2 separate regions of the Mus musculus genome follow, and region 2 is linked to region 1. A link is a loop called in an ENCODE intact Hi-C map of the cell type or tissue named here. Cell type or tissue: left cerebral cortex. All regions are shown on one strand. Links, peaks and the distances in the headings refer to the core of each region. The heading gives the core; the rest is flanking DNA.

The links. A loop is a pair of places that touch in the nucleus more often than their neighbours do. Peaks named below come from ENCODE experiments on the same cell type or tissue, not always from the same donor. Only the 100,000 strongest peaks of a DNase experiment are listed, where the experiment ranks them.
Region 2: a loop joins it to region 1, with 4 times the contacts of the local background. A loop is called at or near these places in 2 of 42 quality-filtered maps.

Annotation. Positions count from the first base shown.
Region 1 is chr14:31,567,388-31,577,659 of GRCm38, forward strand. Colq (collagen-like tail subunit (single strand of homotrimer) of asymmetric acetylcholinesterase) reads right to left here and starts at 9,996. Exons shown (of 17, transcript NM_009937.2): 1 at 9,756-9,996. The coding sequence starts at 9,861. In left cerebral cortex, for the core only: no CTCF peak of the experiment used is centred there; DNase peaks (open chromatin) are centred at 4,593 and 5,606.
Region 2 is chr14:31,617,184-31,627,455 of GRCm38, forward strand. Hacl1 (2-hydroxyacyl-CoA lyase 1) reads right to left here. Exons shown (of 17, transcript NM_019975.3): 8 at 9,157-9,269; 9 at 5,656-5,791; 10 at 3,820-3,925; 11 at 2,662-2,745; 12 at 1,789-1,890. Among named protein-coding and RNA genes, the nearest start is that of Hacl1, 19 kb to the right of the region's middle. In left cerebral cortex, for the core only: no CTCF peak of the experiment used is centred there; a DNase peak (open chromatin) is centred at 5,813.

The sequences.
Region 1 (10,272 bases), core at 2,419-7,418:
ATGTGAGTGTGTGTGTGTGTGTGTGTGTGTGTTCCACACATGAGTGAGAGAATACACAGAACTCTATTCCTATAAGCTGGGAGGGCACAGGCCCTAGCGGGGAGCCTTGTACTGTTGTTTTGCTAAATGGTCATGCAGCAAACTGCCCTTGAATGTTTCCGTTTGTATCCACAGGTTTGGAGGAGCTGTCTCTCCTAGCGGTTAATGCAGAGGCTCAAAACTGGCCAAAGTGCTGAGAGTAAGTGACTGTCAGCCATAATCGGGCCATTTGCACACCCGCACAAATATCAGGGAAACCATGGAAGAGTTGGTGGCTGGGGGTGCTGTGGAGTTGACATGGCTGCTGCACTCCTAAGCTCGCTGCAGCTATGAGAACCTGCACACAACCACACTGCACATAAATAGAGACTCAGCATATGAGAGATTATCTTCTGTCTTTCTTCCTTGCTACCCTGTCTTATTTTTCCCTCCATTAGGTATTTCCTCCCTCCATATAGGTTCCTTCCTATTTCATATATATAGACATATGTGTACAATAAATGTTTTAATAATTATACACATAATTATAAATAGATATATCTCTGCATTTATAAATAGTGTCTAGAGTCCTTTTATGAGAGAAACATGATATTTGTCTAAATCTAGTTTATTTTGCTTCACACGATGATCTCCAGTTGCGGTTTCCTGAAAATGGTGTAATTTTGTTCTTTGCAGCTGAGGAAACACCCCACTGTGTTTACCCGCCACCTTTTCCTTATCCTTGCATCTGTAGATGGACATCTAGCCAGCTTCCATATCTTGGCCTCTGTGACTAGGGCTATAATAAACACGGGTGTGCTGGCATCTCTGAAGAGCGCTGACACGGAGTCCTTCTGGGTGGGCTCAGGAGTGGTGCAGCCGGGCCGCACAGTGGCTCTCTCCTGTTTGCTGAAGCTCTCCACACTGTCCAAAGCTTCATGAGTTTTGCTTTGCTGCCACCTGTATGTAGGATTCCACCCCCCCCCCCCCCCGCCCGACCCGTGGCAGCATTTGCTTCCTTTTCCTTTTCAGTTCTTTGAGGTAAGGTCTCAGTCTGTAGCCCAGGTTGGCCTCCAATTCATTGCAGTCCTCCTGCCTCAGCCTCCCTGGTGCTGGATCACAGGGGCAGGTCACCATGCCCAGCTTGTTATCCCAGGACAGCCATTCTGACTAGGATGAAAGAATCAGCGCAGCTTTGATTAGCTTGTCCCTGATGGCTAAGGATGTGGAACATTTTTCCATATATTCATTGGCCATTCTTGCCTCCTCTGAGAACTGTCCATTACTTCATCCACTGGGCCTGACTCTCTCCTTGAGCCAACTCAGGCAGTTTACTGCTGCTTCCCACAGAAATCCCACTAGTGAGGGAGTATGTCAGCCAACCCAATATGGTTCTCACAAGGCCCTGCTGCCTTCCAGATCCCGGAGTCTTTACCCCTCCAAACATTAGCTCTCCATGTTGAGACTTTGGTTTCTGTCTGATCATGGGGCATCTGGAAGCTTCTAGGGACCGCCATGAGATCTACCCTAATAAAGATGCTGGTGGAAGATTGGCCCTGTATGGACACAAAGTGGTACACCAACCAGCTTTGACCTCTCCCGACAGTGAAACCCTGCAGGCTCTTCACATAAGGCACACGTTCACCGCTGGTCTGAACTAGGGTAGACCCAACAGGGGTGCTCCAGTTGAGTACGCAGGTTTCTGTAAGTAGGATGGCTGTGGTCACCTATCTCTGAGTTTTACCCTCTGCCTGAAGTTGGGCAGGCCTCCCAGGAGCACGAGTCCCAGAGGGAAGTCCCTGAAGCAAGAAGACAGCTGATGGGGGGGGGGGTTCCCAAACTCTTCAAAAGAAGACAGCTGAGGGATGAGCAGAGGAGGGTGCAGGGAAGTCCAAACGGGGAGGCAGAAGGGGGAGGCCGGAAAGGGAGGGGCTTGCGCGGTTCATTCATGCTCTTTCCTCTTTTCAGTCCTTATCCCAGCAGTTGACTGAAAGACCACACCAGCCACCAGCTTCCTTCAGCTGTTCCCAGCTCTCAAACAAGCAGCTCCCCCCATGTTTTCATTGGTTGCCATGGGGAGATGAGCATGGATGTGAATCGGGAAATGCCTGGGGCTCACACATGGACAAGTGCCAGGGTATATTTTTAAGACATCAGGGGAAGCCCGTCACTAGGGAAGGAGAGCCTTCTTGCCTGATTAGCTGCCCAGCACCAGCTTTCCTTAAGGCCTAGTTTGCAAACAAAAAGTGGTAGAAATATGAACTTCTTGCTTTAATTCACTAAGTGTTTTAAGCAAAAAGTTATTTCAGTTTTTGGTTGGGTGCAACAAATGGTAGTGACCGGCACTGAAATGTTCACAACAATCCTCCTCAATCCTGACCAAGTGTTTGTGGCTTAGATCCTTTTAGCCCCATGAGAGCAATTAGCCTATAGTCACACCACTATAAAAACCGAAACCCCAGGGAGCAGAGTGTTGGAAGTGTTACTCCTGATGTCACAGGAGAAGAGAAAGCTTGGTCCCCAAGACTTGGCTTGTAACTATCCCAGATCCCTGTCTTCCTGGGATGCCCAGTAGTATTGAAACCCAGTGACCCATGTGGTGACTAGTTCAGGAAAACACCTCACAGGGACATCAAGTTTCATTTTCTTCACGGTGAAGAGACTGAGGTAGCAGAATAAACTCCATTTTGCTTTTAAGACTCCATTCTAAGTTAACTTGCCCTGAGAGAGGCATGGGCCCCACCCTTGAGGTCTGAGAAAAAGCATGAAATGTCCCTGGCAGTTGCAAAATAGACAAGCATCTGCAGCTGGCTGATAACACCAGAGTGGGCTAAGAAAACCTAAGTCGTTCCCAGGTCCAGGTGCTCCCTTTTGATGTGTGCTCCCTCCCTGCCATTTAACCAGGTGCTGTAAACCAGTTAGCTTAAAGGCCAGTGCTCCTTTACCCTCTCATGTAACACCGAGGCTTGGAAACCCCCACCTGTGTTTTTTTCCTGTGTAAACCCCTTTCCCCTAGACCTGGGGGCTGCCCTCCTATCTTGCTCCATCATCAGAAAGGTTTGTGGCCCAGGCTCAACAGCCTGAATAAAGACTCTCATGTACTTGCATCAGAGTTGTGGTTCCTGGTGGTCTCTTTGGGGTTTTTTGAGATCTGATGAACTGCTGGTAGCCACACTCCTGTCTGCTTCAAATCCCATAGCATCTAAACAAAGCATGAGGTAAGTGTGGTCCACCAAACGGCTCCTATTGGTATCTAGAGCTGAGCTTTGGTGGTTGTAAATGCTATCTTCTGTGTGAATGGGGCATTGTGGGTAACTAAGACACTTAAAATGAGGAAACAATCCTGGCTTATCTGGGTTCCTAAATGTAATCGCAAGTGTCCTTCTAAGAGCCAGGCAGAGGCTGGGGATGTCGCTCCATGTTAAAGTGCTTGCCTAAAATGTACAAGCCCCTGGATTCACACCACAAACAAACACAACAGACTGATAAGGGGGCTTGAGAAGCGATATGTAGCATGGCTGTGTGTGGACACAGGAGAGAAAGCTGGGAACCAAAGAATCTGAGAAGCACAGCTTAGATCTAGAAAAGATGAGGGAACTAAGTCTCCCTTGGGCCCTTGGCCCCCACCCAGGGGAAATTATTTCAGACTGTGGTCCTCTGGAACTGTTGGAAAGTTGGAGGTGGTTCATGTTCACAGGAAGATAATGAAGTAACTTTGCAGTGAGCTACAGCAGTGGTTTTCAAAGTGTGGACTGTGGGCCTGGAGCCTGGAGGCACCTGAAGCATTGCAGAGATGCAGGTGCTTAGGCCCACTCTAGAACCCTCAGAATAAGGACCTCTTAGAGGGTTCCGGGGCCTTTGTTTTAGCGAGCCCCTCACTGATTCTGATTTTGGGTATAGTACAATGGTTAGCAACAGCTAAACCTTCTGATCACCAGGGGAACTTGAAATGCTGCCCATGCTAGGGGACTTAGCACCTAGAACCCAGCCTAGACTATGTTATGGGGGTTACTGCTGTGGACTGCTGCCCTCCAGTTCAGCTGTGCAGACCTTTGGAAACCTAGAAAAGCTGGAGGCTGCAAAGGGAGGGAAAGGCCAGCTGGGCTTCTAGCTCCGGGGCTTACAGTCACATGCCCAGAGGGGCCCAAAGAAGCAGATATAATTAAAAGAATGAAGCAGGTGTGAGGCAGGTGCGAGGCAGGTGTGAGGCAGGTAAGAGGCAGGTGTGAGGCAGGTGCAAGGCAGGTGTGAGGCAGGTGTGAGGCAGGAGGAAATGGAGACTCTGGATGATCGGGAGCAGATTCTACACATGGTCGATGTGCCATCCCAAAAGGAGGGATCAGGACTACCAGGTCGGTCAGCATCCCAAGAGATTTGTTTTGAAAAGATGCCAGACATATATTAAAATATAAAACCATCCACATTTTAATCATTATCAATTAAAGCAATTTAACCCTGTTCTCTCCATGGTCCAAAGCATGAAGGCAGTCACCAGCAGTGACGAGCAGTGACCAGCAAGTCATCCAGGAGAAGTTCTCACAGATGGCTGACAGAAGCTTCCTTTGGGTGGGATAATTGTGTCTGTGTAGGCACATGGTTGACTCTCACTGGAATTTAGTTGAATGAATACATTCTCCCAGAGTATGTCTGTGGGACAGAGACTGCTCTGCCCATTTTACAGACAGGAATTTGAGGCTCACCCCAGTGAAGTCCACTCCCATCACAGCTCAGTTCATAACCATGATGGTCAGAGCTCAAACCCAGGACCCTTCACTGTGGGGGATGCTGTAAAGAGCAGGTACTGTTGTAGCTCTCGGAGAACTCTGTAATAGAGAGGTCTGGGACATGGGCATTGGTAACAGTCATGGGCAGTACTCATGGGCATTAGAAGCACTTAAGGAAGGCCAGTCACCAGCATCTTGTGTGTCACATGGAAGTCAGAGACTCTCAGTCTCCAAAGCAGTTCTGTTGCTTTGTGTGATTATGCACCAGAGGAAGGCAGGCCTGGGTATCCCGAAAGGTAATGGAGAGGGGTAGAGGGGGAGGTCAGGATAGCCAAAGGAGAGCCTTCCACCTCCCAGGGCAGACATGTTTTTATAGAGCTGGGGAGTGAGAAGGCCCCTGCTTCTATAGAGGTTTGGGATGGGGGTGGCAGATGCCTGAGACCTCCTAGAGAGCCCTGTAACTTAAGAACGCTCTCTGATATTATTATCGAGAGGAAATATGGGAAGCTAAATGAGAGGAGATGGCTTGCAAGTGCATTATGGGACATTAAACAATAGCTGATCAGCATCAGACACAGATAAATGACCTGTGATCTAGTGCCAAAAATCTGGACGGTCCCCAAATGGTGGTCTGGCTGACTTCCAGGCAGCAGGGTGTATATAGCTGGACATTGTATAGACCACAGAAGTAACAGCGAGGATTCCAGCACCCACACAGAATCACATCCTTCCGTGTGGCCACACTCTACTGTGACAGATTTGTGTCTATTCCTGATCTGGATTCTGAAATTTGGATCCACAATTGCTCTGGAGAGTTCCTGCTTGCCTTCCTGCCTGGCTGGGAAACGCTTTATGGAAGAGGAACATATGTCCATGTAGGCAGAGGGTAGGATGGCTCACGGGCCTGAAAAGGTTTGTGGAAGTTGCCTTGGTTACAAGGAGGTTCCCATCCTCCAAAACACCCTGACTCATTCTGACTTTTAGGTTCCCAGTAACAAAAATATCAGCGAGATCAAGCCGTGGCTGGGGAAGTCATGCACACACTTATGCAGCAATGCCGAGCTGAGCATAGAGGGGTGTGTCTGGAATCCTAGCACATGGGCAAGAAGGCTAAGATAGGGTGGTGACATACCTAGGCCACTCTGTGCTGGGTAGTGAGTTCAAGGCTGCATGGACAATTTAAGGAGATCAAAAGCCAACAGCAGTAATAACCACCTAAGTCAGTATTCAATTGTTTGTTGCAACTCTGGGTACTGACCACTAGAGGACAAGGTGGGAGGGAAGGGACGATGAAGAACATAGAGGAGAGTTTCCATAGATGGAGGGCGGCCTTGCAGTTCTGAAAAGTCCACTTATACATTTATCCAGGCCTGAAGCAGATTCCGTTTACATTGCTAGAAGCCCTGGACTTAGAGCCAGGATTCCAGTCTCCAGATCTCCCACAACCCAGCTATGTGGCCTTGGGTGAGTTATCTAACTAATCTCTCTGTGCCTAGGAATCTTTTTCAAAGAAGCAAGAGTGTTGCTCCACTCCCACCCCAGGTGTGTGACTATCACATACATCACATACATCTGTTCCTCCAGAAATATTGCCTATGGGTCTATGTTTTATCCTTCTAGAAGCCGCAACTATTGAATTCTAACCATAAGTGGACACCAGCACCAAGTCGGGCTATAGACCCAGACAGAGCGCAGACAGGGTCAGCCCATAGCATATCAGATGAGGTGACCTTTAGGTGACCCACAGAACATGAACTTCAGCAATAAATGATTCTAGCTTTAAGTGTTGGAGGGTAAGTTTATTCCCCAGCGAACGGCTACGGCGAGGCACTCTAAGCTCCTGGCACTTTTACCAGAAACCGTTCTGAGTTGTATCTGTCACTTTGCTACCTTTGGAAGCTCAACAGTTCTTCAGTGTTCACTGGACCGTTAGTGATCATCATGGCGAGAAACAGTTCCTCTCATTCCCCTCAGCCACTCTTTGTGGTCTCAAAATCATTCCACAGTTCTTTACCATATTACGTCACAAGTTTGGCCTCTTTGGTGCTTTCTGCTCCCTGCCAGGCTCTCTCCTCTGCTGCCCTGGAGGCTGTCAGGTAATATACACCTGAGTCAGAGGTGGGGGCTACTGGTGGTTCAGGAGTGGGGTCCTTCCTGAAGAAAAGGAAGGGCCATCCCCCACATCTGTTCCCCCCTGTTCCATGTTGTGCCCACCCCCCATGTGGGCAAGCTCTTCCTGCATGCCTTTTAGAGACCTTGCTCCACCAAAATCCTGGAGGACTCCGAGCCAGCACAATCCTCCAGAACAGGGGCTGCATCCTACTTGCCCCAGCGAAACCCTGAAGCACTTTATACCCCGCCAGGCACACACAGTCAGGCACACAGCAGACTCTCTTAAGGTCCAGTAGGCTGTGAGAAATGGTTTTCCTGGTGGCTGTGTTTCGGCATCTGCACGGCTTACCTTCTTCAAAATGGTGAGAATCCACAAAGCTTAGAGTAGAGGAGGTCAGATGGAATCAGATTGTTGGTAAGTATTTAAAGGACCCCTATGGTCCTGACTCAGGGAACAGCTTCATTCCAAGGCCTGAATTCATTTCAGATGATGCTTTTGGATGTGGGGACAAAGTGAAGTGACTCCCACAGGAAACCCCAGACTGGTAATGGTTTCTCTGGTTGACCCCACTGTTTGGCCAAATGCCCAAAGCCTACATTCCCAATCACCAGATCCAGGGTTAGTGATGCATCTAGAGGGCCTTGTGTGGCTGGGGTGTAGCTCTGTGATGAAGTACTTGCATGACTTGTTCAAGGCCCTAGTCCCATGAACAGGAAACCCCAGTACACGGGAGGCCTACCCATCGATCCCACGGTCTGCTTCAAGGAGCTCCATACTACAAGGCTTTGGCTTGGGGTTGGGTTTGGCCAGTGGGAGGCTCTACAATAGGTGGTTGTGATGGGAGGAAAGAGGTCGGAGAGTTCCCGCCTCCCTGCTCTGGGTCCCTGTGTGACATCACTTATGCTTGCAGTCCTCTCCTGCAGGCCACCAAGGCTCGGGGGATCTATTTTCCCCCACTTCCTTTTCCCGCCTTCTCAAGCATAGAGGGGTAAAGTCTTTCTCCAGTCAGAAATCCCTGTGTCCCTCGACATCACAGTTGTCCTTGACCCCGCGCCTCTGAAAGTGAGCCCTTCACTCAAGTCTTTACATTGGGCACATCTAAGCTGCATCCTGTCACTGTGGTGCCCAGACCAGTACGACCTTCAAAAACCCTTCTCTAAGAGAGGTCTACATCGTGCAGGTTCTCTCCTGAGCGAGCATGTGGATGCCCCGCCCACCCACACACACTCTACAGATGCAAAGGTTTTTTTTGTTCTTTTACTCAAGAAGTAGCTACTGAGCATCTACAGATCCAGCACTGTCTGACACTGGAAACATCTAGAGTGACAGGCACACAAGATGACACGATCCCTGCCCCCATGGTGCACGCACGGTCTATACCCAATGGTCTCCAGGAAGTCGGACTGCTCATTAGAGGCAGAGCTGAAACCAGAGAAGCAAGTTTCCCTAATTCTTTCGAGTCTTCAGCAGATTCCCAAAGAAATCTATAACCCAAATATAACACAGAAGCATACACTAGGTCAGACCAAATTAGCTACCAAGTCCTGTTGGGATTTTTGAAACAGGGGCTCACTATGTAACCCAGGTCAGTCTTAAACACACCACCCTGCCTCAGCGTCCCAAGAACAGTCCCAGGCGGGTGACACCGTGCTCGGCTACCAAACTTCCCAGTGGGTCAGAGAATAATGACCCTCAGACTAGATGACCTCGTGAGAGACGTGCTGCTGACACACACTCTTGGCGATACAACCACCTGCTTCTTCTGCCTCCCCTGGTACTCTCTCTGGCTCTCTCTTCTTCATGTCTCTTCCCTGCTTCTTCTGTTTCTCACACTTTTATAATTAGCCTCACAGCAATCTCCCTGCCACTCCCTTAGGGCCTGCAGTTTGGCAGCACGGCTTGCCCGGGAGCTGTTTTTTATGAATGGAGAGAGGTGGGTGGTGAGTCTGGAGAAATGCTCTCTCTGGGTTTCATAGGCAAAGACACAGAATCAGCTTCGGTGCTTAGAAAATAAGGACTAAGGGTGCCTTAGAGCAGGGGCTGAGATGAACTGAGGAGGGTGTGAAGGAAGTAGCAAGCCCTGGGGTCTGCTTGCTTCCTCAGACCCTCTGGAGATATTTAGATTTCCTCAGAAAGGTTTGAAAAGGCTATGTCAGTAACCCAATACTTCCCCTGTACCAGGTCAGGCAGGACAAGGGCAACAGCCCGGTGGTGCCTGCAGAAAATGTTGCCTGGCTGGCCAACTAGGCAAGGCTTCTTCAATCTCCCAGCCCTGCACTCAGCAAGCAAGACACATCTGGTTCCAGGTCCACTGACCCTCTGGAAGCCCTCATCATTCCTTTAGCACCTCTAGATGGGTTGTCAGAGCTGAAGAGAAGAGAGCCCAACACGAGAGCAACCAGGGCTGAGGAAACAGCAAGCCCTGCTGACAGTGGCCAGGCAGAATCCCCTGCCCTTCAGCAAGGTTGACAGAGCAATATTTGCTTCACAGCATCCTGAGGTACGCCACACAGGGAGGAGGTTAGAGACAGATTTATAGAAACACCTTACAGAAGTTCTCACTTCTCTAGAACTTAGACTTTTCCATCCCCAGCTCCCAATTCCCTGACCAAAATGATTCATGCAGTAAATGAGCAGCAGAGACAGGGACACAGAAGCAACGGCTCAGAGTCTGGCTTTGAGCAGCTGAGTAGTGACGGTTGGAAGGAGGACAGAAGGGCCTTTGGAGACAAGCTCGGGTGACAGGAAGCACCTTGGGGGACAGACCATCGCCCCAGAGCCTTCCTCTGCTAACAGCAGATTGGCAAAAAGATCAGGACATATTGCAAGACCATCTTGAGTCCCCCACCCCCCTTCTGCCCCTGCAGACGGAAGCGAGGAAAGTCTCGGTCATCAGTTACCTGCTGAGATTGGGACCACACTGTTGATGAAAGTTGGCTGAGACACGATGGAGCAGAAGAAGAGTTGGAGATAAATTCCCAAAGTCATTGGATTCAGGACCACCATGCTGGCCAGGTCTGGTTAATATCAAGTCAGAGGGCAAGGCTGCTGGGAGCCTCTCCTAGCTCAGCTTTGTCCTGACTGCCAGCTCTCTCTCTCTCTCTCTCTCTCTCTCTCTCTCTCTCTCTCTCTCTCTCTCTCTCTCTCCCTCCCTCTCTCTCTCCTCGACTTCCTCCTTGCTTGCCTCCCTCCCTCTCTCCCTCCCTCTCTTTTCTCCATGCCTTTATCAAGAAAGAATGCCAGCCATGTCCCATTAAACCTTCTCTGTACTCCACAGGGTTATATTTATCTCAGGCACTGGGTCAAATGCCCACATTAAAATTAAGATGTCAGAATTTTTTTTTTTTTTGAGACTAAGGTAAGCAGCTATGGAACAGATGAGAAAGAGGACAGCCAAGTCTCCGAAGTTTACCTGTC
Region 2 (10,272 bases), core at 3,501-8,500, 51 kb after region 1:
CAGAATATTTTTTATCTGAAATATGGCCCTAAGTTTAAAACTAAGATATTAGGATTACAGAAGATTATCTGAAAACCTGGCTCTTCTCTCACACATTGTAAAGCAGCTATTTTAGAAGTCTCTGAGTGAAGATATATATATATATATCTCCAGACAGCCACAGGCCTGCTAGCGCCGGGAGGAGCCACTGGGTTTCATCAGTACCGGTCCCATCTGGTCCCGGCACTGCAGCCTCGCCTGTGCCAACCCTCCTGCTGGAGATGATGTTCCCGAGATGCTGGAGAGTCTGCACGCCGCTACAGTGGACAGAGGACAAACCCTGAGGGCATCCTGGGGTATTTATGATAACTTAGAGAACAGAACTGAGCCTGGCTCCTGACAGTAGAAATAGTCCCGGTGGAGTTAGGCACATAAATTCTGCTGTGTTTGGTTGAAAATACAAACTTATTCTATGATGACAGATACATTAGGAGATGAAAATGCCTTGCTCAGATTTCAAATTTTCAAATGTATCATTCCATCAGGAGGAAATCCTAGGTCAGGCTGGAAAGGTAGGTCACTAGTCAAGGGCACTTGTCCGCTCCTGCTGAGGACCCAGGTTGGGTTCCCTGCACACACATGGTAGTTCACAACTATTCATAACTCCAGTTCCATCTGACCTCTGAGGGTACTAGGCACACATTAGTGTACATACATATATACACACACACACACACACTTATGTATCCCCCCCAAAATAAACTACTTAACAAGAAGAAACCCTAGGTGTAGACTGAACACTTCACCCAGCTGAATCAAGAAACATACGAGTACACAAAACACTACAACTTAAAAAGCCAGCATCCCCCCTGACAATCAAGGAGGAAGAATTGTGCATATAAAGACTTTGAACAGAAGTCACCAAACATTGCAGAAGTTATCCACTGTAGTGCTTGCTAGGAAGGCTTAGTGGTCATTTCAAAACACATCTCCAAATCCTTCACTAGCAGGCAAAACCGCAAGGCCAGACGTGAAAGCCACAAGAGTTTCCAGCAGTGACATAAGAGTTAAATGGCAGTGTGTGTGTGTGTGTGTGTGTGTGTGTGTGTGTGTGTGCATGTAAGGGGAGGCAGATTATACATTGATCAAATTTTCCATCTGGAAGAAGGAACCAGCTATCACACTCACGTGCCTTGAAGGAAAGGCATCTTAAGGGCAGATGGCCATCTCCTAACATGCCCTGGATATACTGGATATTCTGCACTAGATCAAACTGACAGCTTTCCAAGGTCAGACTGCTTTTCTTCTACCAGTTCACAGCACTCTCAAACGGCGACTCTTCAGACGCTCAACCTGCAGGAGCCTGAGGCCCCTTCCAGGTAAAGCACACACTAACTACACCACAAGTACACACACAGGGGCGTGCACAGGTTACAAGTACACACACAGGGGCGTGCACAGGTGTTTTTTTTCTTATTTACATAGTTAAAAACTCACCTTTTAGGGGGGCATTCTTCAAGATTTGAAACAGGTTTGCTCTGTATAGCCCTGGCTAGGCCCAAACTCTGCCTGCCTCTGCCTCCCGAGTGCTGTGATTAAAGGCGTGTGCCCTATGACTGGCTTCACTGCCATTTTTTACTAGTTCTTACTCCACTTTCTGGTTTGTAGACCTTGTGAGAAGCGTGTCCTGGTTTTTTGATCCCTAGGCTGACAGAGTGCAGTGCTTCCTGACTGTCTACATCCTATTACGGAAGGACTAAGCGACCCATCAACCTGAGGGATTTTGAATTTCCGCTGGCCCCACGTTACCTTGGAGATGGCTTCATTGCTCTTCATTTTCTCCCTCAGAGTCTTCCACCACTGGCTGTCTGGGGGGCACTGCCACGGAGTTTTATCAAACTGTTCTAAAAGCTAAAAATATAACAAAACAAATTTTTCTTTTCTTTCTGAAAATAAACTTGAGGCGCATGAACATAAAAATTTTCCTAAAGAAGGCTCTCAGCACACTGGAGGAGGCTGGTGATACACTGCAGTTGGCTCGTGACACACTGCCCTTCCCACCGCACCCTCTGCCTGCAGTGAAAGACTGACAGCAGGTCAGTGGGTAGCGCCATGAGCCACGTGACACAGACCAAGGGCTGCAAATTACCCAAGTGACTGCACACAGGACAGGGATAGCATCTGCATCTCAACATGACAATTACACAAAATCAAGTGACAAAGGTGACCATGTCGGACCTCCTGCCACAATGAAATGTATAAATTACATACAAATAGGAAGTCTGCCAAGTCACTGATAACAACTTGAAGAGTAAAAATGTCCTTATTACCTGAAAATATACTGTTAGATTTCCTGCTGTGTAATAAGTCAATTTCAATTCCTTTAAAAGCTATACTGTAATTTTTTTTTCTCAGAAAGCTAAATTCTACTTAACTGAATTCTGGTTTGAATGACTTTATGTTTTTAAATGCTAAGTTAACATTCTACAATGCTAACTTCCACCAATATGACCATGTAGTAAGCCGAATTTACCAAGTTCAAAAGTTGCAGTTGGTTTTCTATTATAAACTTAGTGTAAAATGACTAGACATGCCACCAAGTAAATCAAAAGGAGCCTTGTCCAGAATTGACTGCTTTAGGGGCCAATCCGCAGAAGCTAAAACCCAGAGAAAGGCTCGTACCTGTTTAGAGACAGCATCTATATCTCCTAGCAAAATCACAGAAGGCCTGACATTATTCCCCAGTTCTTCTGCACAGATATCAATCTACAAAAAGAGAAAAACCCGAGAACAAGCAATGTTTAGTCATTTTTGTTTTGAAAAAACATTCAGAACAAAATCTTTTTTATTTTATGTGTGTGTGTGTGTGTGTGTGTGTGTGTGTGTGTGTGTGTGTTTTGTCTGCAAGTATGTTATTTGTATGCCTGGTATCCAACGAGGACAGAAGAAGGCATCAATTACTCTAGGGCTGGAGTGACATATCATTGTGGGATGCCATGTGAGAGCTGGGAATTGAACCTGGGTCCTGTGGAAGAGCAGCCAGCTCTCCAGCCCACTATGTTTGCTCTTAAAATCCTTTAGGAAGAGCTGTTGAGATGCCCCAGTGGGTAGAAGCATCTCCACCAAGCCTGATGACCAACTCCCATAGGCTGTCCTCTGGCCTCAGCACATGTACTGACACGCAAGTACACATATATGTGCACATATGCACATGGACACACACTAAGTAAATGCAGTCAAGAAAAATAATAAGCAGTGGTATTACAAAAAGACTTTTAGAAGTTAAGAGCCTCAGCTGCTCTTCTAGAGGACCTCGGTTTGATCCTCAGCACCCACACAGAAGCTATCATCAGTAACTCTAGTTCCAGGGTGTCTGATGCCATCATGTGGCCTCAGGAGCACACACAGAGTCATAGGAGAGGTTACAGGACTTTCCAGGGACTCAGTCTAATGGCAGGCGAAAGCAAAGTCATTTAGAGATTTCTAAAGGTTGACAGTTTCGTCACCTAAAAGACATCGTCACCCCTAACAAGGCAGAGGGTGTCTCTCCAACCTACCCTCTACATAAGCCTCTTTCCCTATCTTTAAATACAGTGGAGCGGTGAAGAGGCAAATTATCCTTTTCAAACTATTCAAAACTTGACTTTGAAAGCTCTTCTGGTTAGAATTAGCACAGGATACCTTGTAGGCTTGAAAGGGCAGCTTAACTCTGGTACCTGTTAATTATGTTAGATAATTTGTAAAATCTATTTTTGTCAGAAGACAAAGGGTTCTTTACAAAAGCCGAGAAGAAAGCAGAGCTTACAATGGCTGAGAGGGAGAACAACCCTCTCTGAGTACCTGAATAAACTTCACGTCTGCCTGGTATCTTGGAGGCAGTCCAAAATGTAAGATCCAGTTTAGTCTCGCACCAAATAACACAATCACGTCAGCGGACTGCAAAGCCCTGTTGAAGAAGAAAAGGAGGAGGTTTAACAAGGGCTCAATGACACTTTTTACTTGAGCTCTTCTCAACTTTTTAAAATATTTTCCAAGTCTAAAATTTGGAGCTTCTAGAGTGAATCTGATCTTTCAGATTAAGGTGAGTTTTGGAAAGCTGGGAAGATGGCTCAGTGGGCAAAACGCTTGCCATGCAAGCATGAGAACCCAAGGAGGTCGGATCCACAGCACCCACGTAGGGGCTGACTGCTGTGGTGCACATCTGTGCTGAGCCCGGGGGGAGGGGCTTGGGGGGAGAGGGGAGGACCGGTGGACGTAGGTGGATCCTGGAAGCCAGGCGCCTAGTCAGACAGGCAAGCTGCAGGTTCAGTAAGAGAGACCCTGCCTCGAAACTAAGGAGAACATGAAGGAGAAAGCAAGAAAGCTGGGCTCAACTGTGACATGCACACGTGCATGTGTGTGTCTCACTCCCAACACACACTCCATCTCACCCCCCCCACACACACACACAAGGACATGATGTGTTAATTTTGTTCTGTTTTGAAGATTGGGTATTGCTTTTTTAACTAATGCTGGCTTCAAACTTGTGATCTTTCCCCCTGGCCTCCCAAAGGCTGGGGTTACAGTATGTATCACTACGCCTGGATATGTTTTCTAGGAGCACCTATTTATAAACATTATTCATATTCCAGATTTTTCTCCCCCCCAAACCCCGCCCAAGACATGGTCTCATGTAGCCCAGATTGGCCTCAAATTCCTTATGTAGGATTATGACTTTGAACTTCCAGTTTCCTTGTATCCAGTAATAGGATTAAAGACACATGTCCCCATGCCCAATTCCTGAGTGCAGGACTTCACACCTTCTAGGTAAGCACTCTCCCAGCAGAGACGTCCTCAGCCTGGAATTACTTTCTAAAATACACTACGCATTACCTAATGCCCAAATAACTGAGACCAGGCTGTGTTTTCACAAATTTTCAGTAACTTGACCATCTAAATTCTGGTCCGTTGCTTTGTGAAAATTCCAAGGAGGCTACAGATGGTACTGTACGTACAGATGCACACCACTAGGTAGGTGCCAGAGGGCAGGAATTGTGCTAGTGTGATTCCAACCTGGAAACTGAGTAAGAGTCCAAATAACTTCCTCTCCCGAGTGAAGCCATCCAGGCACACACGCATCCAAGGCTCCCAGTGCCGTGCCCGTGCCCTTCCATTTCTTCCAGTGAAGCCAAACGGCGTATGCTCATTCCAGACTCCGCCATACCCCGTTCCCCCATCCTGTCAATCCATTAGCCCCCCCCTTCCTTTCCTCTCATACTCCTCTCCCCTCCCTCCTTCCACTGAAGCAGAGCAGCATGCTACAGTCCACGGCCTCCAATGGTCCTGCTTCCCAGCTACATTCCTTCTTCATCCCTCCCTAGGGTTTCACTACGCTGGCCACTAATCCAGCCTTAAGGAATACAAACATGTGCTTCTCCACCTAGCTAAGAGAACTCTTGAAAGTATTAGAGATAATGAGAGACAGGTAACTGAGGGGTTTCCTCTAAAAACCATAAGGGCCAGGAGAAAATAAATATTATCTTTACAAAAATGGAAATGTTCAAAACAGGTATGTTTAGAATTACATGAACTTTTTAGAGCTCCTCTCTCAATTCATCAAGGTCACACACACACACAAATTTAATCCAGTCTAAAATCTGCCAAGCCATTGTACGTAAAACCTGGAACGCCACGCACCTGGATCTGGCCGCGCCTACACAGTTGGGATGATTGTCAGGGACAACCCCCTTCCCCATAGGCGTAGGCAAAAATGGCAAACTGCACTGCTCCACCAGCTTCCTGATGCTGTCCTCTGCGTGGGAATAGGCAGCGCCTTTGAGAAATGCAAATCACGAGATGACACAGTTACACTCAGCACTGGGAACCTCAAACCTCAAACGTGTCACAGGAATTTGCTTTTAGATCCCAAATCCTCCTCCTGCGTAAAACACCAGCCTGAAAGCAAAATGAATGGTGGCAGATGTTCAGGAGAAATACCTCGAAATAAAAACCTGTATCTGTGCCTCTGACTGCAGTCAACTTTCCTGCCTCACGCTCTGGGCCTACTAAACTACTACCCACAATTCCCTGAACATAGGTGGATAGGGAAGACCTCTGCCCTGAAAGATAAAAACTGAGGAAACGCTGATCTACATTACCAGTAAACTCCTTCGAAGTCTGCTGTGCAGGACGTATGTATGTATGCATGTATGCATGTATGTATGTATGTATGTATGTATGTACTGTGCAGGATGTATGAGTCTCTACGTCTCTACAACGCTGCGGCTGTAACAGGGCTAGTCTGAGCAGGCACCTATCTGTTTTTACAACTATATGCTGCAGGATAAAACATGCCCTCAATGACCCTGAAAACAACTTCCTGCCTCGACATATAGAATAGTTTTGTTTCTGAAGACATCATGCCCACGATTGTTTTTAGCTACTTAGTTTTATATTCTTTAGTGCTAATAGCATAGTATCTATATCTATGAATCCTAGTAAGTAATATAGTGTATGTTCAGACTCACTATCACATTCTGCACTAAAAGACCATCTTATAATTCTCTATTATACGTATGTGATGAAAATAGTCTTATTTCAGTCAATACGTTTTCTTTTCTTTCTTTTCTTGTTTTTTTTTTTTTCTGCTTATTTATTTTGTTTGGTTTTTGGAGACAGGGTTTCTCTATGCAGCCCTGGCTGTCTGGAACTCACTCTGTAGAGCAGGCTGGTCCCTTGAACAGAGATTGGGATGCCTCTGCCTCCTGAGTGCTGGTAATGGTGCGCACCACCACTGCCCAGCTCCAGAAATGCTCTTATTTTCTTTCTTATTTTAGTGTCTTTCTTCACGCAGTCCATTTTTTTCCTTCACAGCCTCTGTTCCCCTTGTCTACTGGAAGACTACTAATTTTTCATTGCACAGCTGTGGTGTCATCTCCTCTGGACCCTCTTCCACATCACCTAGGCAGAACCTCCCTTCCTAAACTCTGCCTCACTTTCCCTGTGCATACTGTACTATAACAGGAGCTATGAGGACGAGGAGGTGGCTCTGTCGGTAAGGTGCTTGTGGTGCCTGCATGAGGCTGAGTTTAAACCCAGGCATGGTGGCACACCTCGGTAACCCTAGCACTGAGGAGAGTAGACAGGTGGATCTCAGGAGCTCACTGGCCACACAGTCTTAGTCAAATAGGTGAGTTCTGGGTTCAGTAAGAGACTGTGTAAAAAATATAAGTAGGAAAACACCTGATGTCAGTTTTTGGTATCCACATATGCGCATACATGAAAATGTACACACATATACACCATACAACAAAGAATTTAAAAGTGCACTACTTTAATCCTAGCACTCATGAGCAGAGGCAGATAGATCTCTGTGAGTTCAAAGCCAGCCTGATCTACACAGTGAGTTCCCAGACAGCCAGGACTGTCTCAAACCAAACCAAACCAAACAACAAACAGTAATAATAAAAGCATCAAGAGTTTAGTAGCCCAGCATGATGGTGCACATGTTTAATCCCAACACTCAAGAGGCAGAGGCAGGTGGATCTCTGTGATTTTGATGCCAGTGTGGTCTACCCAGTAAGTTCTAGGCCAGTGAAGACTATATTGAGAGACTTTGCCTCAACCAAACCAAAACAAACAGAACACCGGCCTACTATATTTATTATCAAGTGTGTTTTCCTTTGGATGGAAATTATTATTTCACTGTATTCTTCATGAATACTATGATTGCTGCCACATTGTAAGCATCCATCAGTAAATGCTTGTTCAAGGAGGAATGACAACTAGAACCACGGAGAGCTTTCCACACTCATTGCTGCTTAATTACATCCCATTTGGGTGGCTGCTATCCTTCCTATGTCAGGTGATTTATTTGCCAATCAAAAAAATCAACGCATCGTACAAAGCACTGAGCGCAGCACGGAGCTTAAGGTTTTTCCTTCATTGCCTCCCCTGGATTAGAACCCAGGATTTCAAACCAAACATTCTAGCCCCGAGCTACATCCTCAGCACCACCACCTTCCTTAAAACTGTCTTCAGTTTGTCTACAGTTGGCTCCTAAGCAGCTGAAACGGATGCGCACGCTCACAGGCAGTCCTAACAGTTCTAGGGTAGCAAGCAGATACAACAACAGTGTTCCAGCCAGCCATGAGCCTGGGGTACATGTAAGCTTGAGGCAAACCTAGGCTATATAGGAGATCCTGTATCAAAAAAAAAGAACACAAAATAAAAGAAAAAACAATAATACATTAACAGGCATATAAATGGTTTTGTATGACACCTAAGGGGTAAGCAATTTGAACACTGGACCAAAAGCCTTCCGGATCCATACCTTTTAATTTAGTTAATTTTCCTCTGGGGCACCACCATAAATCCTAACTATGGAAAAACCTTCATATAAGAATGTTTATCACAGCCGGGTGTGGTGGCGCACACCTTTAATCCCAGCACTCAGAGGCAGAGGCAGGCGGATTTCTGAGTTCGAGGCCAGCCTGGTCTACAGAGTGAGTTCCAGGACAGCCAGGGCTACACAGAGAAACCCTGTCTCGAAAAACCACACACACACACACACACACACACACACAAAAGAATGTTTATCACAGCTGTCAAATATTTGACAGCAAGTGTCAATGCATATGAGTCAATGCTAAAATTGTATTTAGGAAATAATTTTAAGAAAAATATTTCTTCCAGGGGTGGTGGTGGTGGTGATGGTGATGGTGGCCTTTAATCCCAGCACTCTGGAAGCAGAGGCAGGTGGATGTCTGTGAGTTCAAGGACAGCCTGGTTCTAGGATAGCCAGGACAGAGAAACTAAGTCTCAAAAGAAAAAAAAAAACTATAAAAAGCTTAAAAACGTAAAGCTGCCTATATAACATGATCACAGTATGTAAAATAGACATTAAAAATAAAATTCTGAAGGCTAAGACTGGTTCCCCAGATGGAGAGGTCTGTTCTAAAACTTTTGTACATTTTCCAAAGTCTTTTGTAAAGAAGAAATACATTTACTTCTAAGTCAAGGAGTGAAACTTTTTCTTGTAAAAGTGAGGTCCCTGGGCCACTGAGGGTAGGCTCTATGATCTGAAAGCGGATGAAAAGAGCACTTGTCCCGATCACGAGCAGAGAGCACACAACAAAGAGCAATGAAGACAGTTGGCAGAGGCAGCCTTCCCAGCCTGGAGTTAGCAGCTCTGGCTACCTTTCCCGATGATAAGCAGGGGTTGCTTGGCATCCCGAAGAACAGAGGCTGCTGCGCACACAGCAGAGGTTTCTGCCATGCTAACTGGAGGTGGCATGCAGCACTCCTTGTATCTGAAAGAAAAATGGTGTTATAATAATTAAAAGAGGCTAAGGAGATGGGAGACAGCCCAGCAAGCAAGATGGCACCAAGCCTGATGGCTTGAGGACCTGAGATGAACCTCTAGATTGGTGAAAGGAGAGAGTGGATTCCAGCAAATTGTCCTTTGGCTACTACACATGCACACGCGCACACACACAAATAAATGCCTTAGGCTGAGTGGTGGCTCACACCTCTAATCCCAGCACTCAAGAGGCAGAAGCAGGTAGGTCTCAGTGAGTTTGAGGCCAGTCTGGTCTACATGGTGAGTTCTAGGACAGTCAGAGCTTTTTAAAAAATTATTTGCCAGGTGGTGGCGCACGCCTTTAATCCCAGCACTCAGGAGGCAGAGGCAGGTGGATTTCTGAGTTCAAGGCCAGCCTGGTCTACAAAGTGAGTTCCAGGACAGCCAGGGCTAAACAGAGAAACCCTGTCTCGAAAAAACAAAACAAACAAACAAAAAAAAAAACCAAAAAAAATTATTTGGGGGGCTGGAGAGGTGGCTCAGTGGTTAAAGCGCTGGCTGCTAGTCCAGAGTTCAATTCACAGCCACCACACAGTGGCCCCTAACCATCTGTAATGGGAGTACAGTCGTGCAGGCACATAGAGCACGCATGTACATAAAATAAACAAATACATCTTTAAAAACAAAGAGGCTAATTTTAAAATTTCTTACTGTGAAAATTTCGAAGTTTACATAAAAAAGTAGAAAACAGGCTAACACATTCTACGGCCTTGGCCAGCATGGTGATATAACCTTTAATTCCAGTACTCAGGAGCACAGAAAGAAAACTATGAGTCTGAGGCCAATCTGGTCTAGACAGATAGTCTGGGATACACAGACCCTACCAATGAAAAGAAATTGCACAAACTCAATTAAAATATTCAATGAGAATGTCATTTTACATTGGTATCAGTCGCACACATACATATGCACACATACATAGAGCCCCTCCCCCTTGAATCTTGAACTTCCCT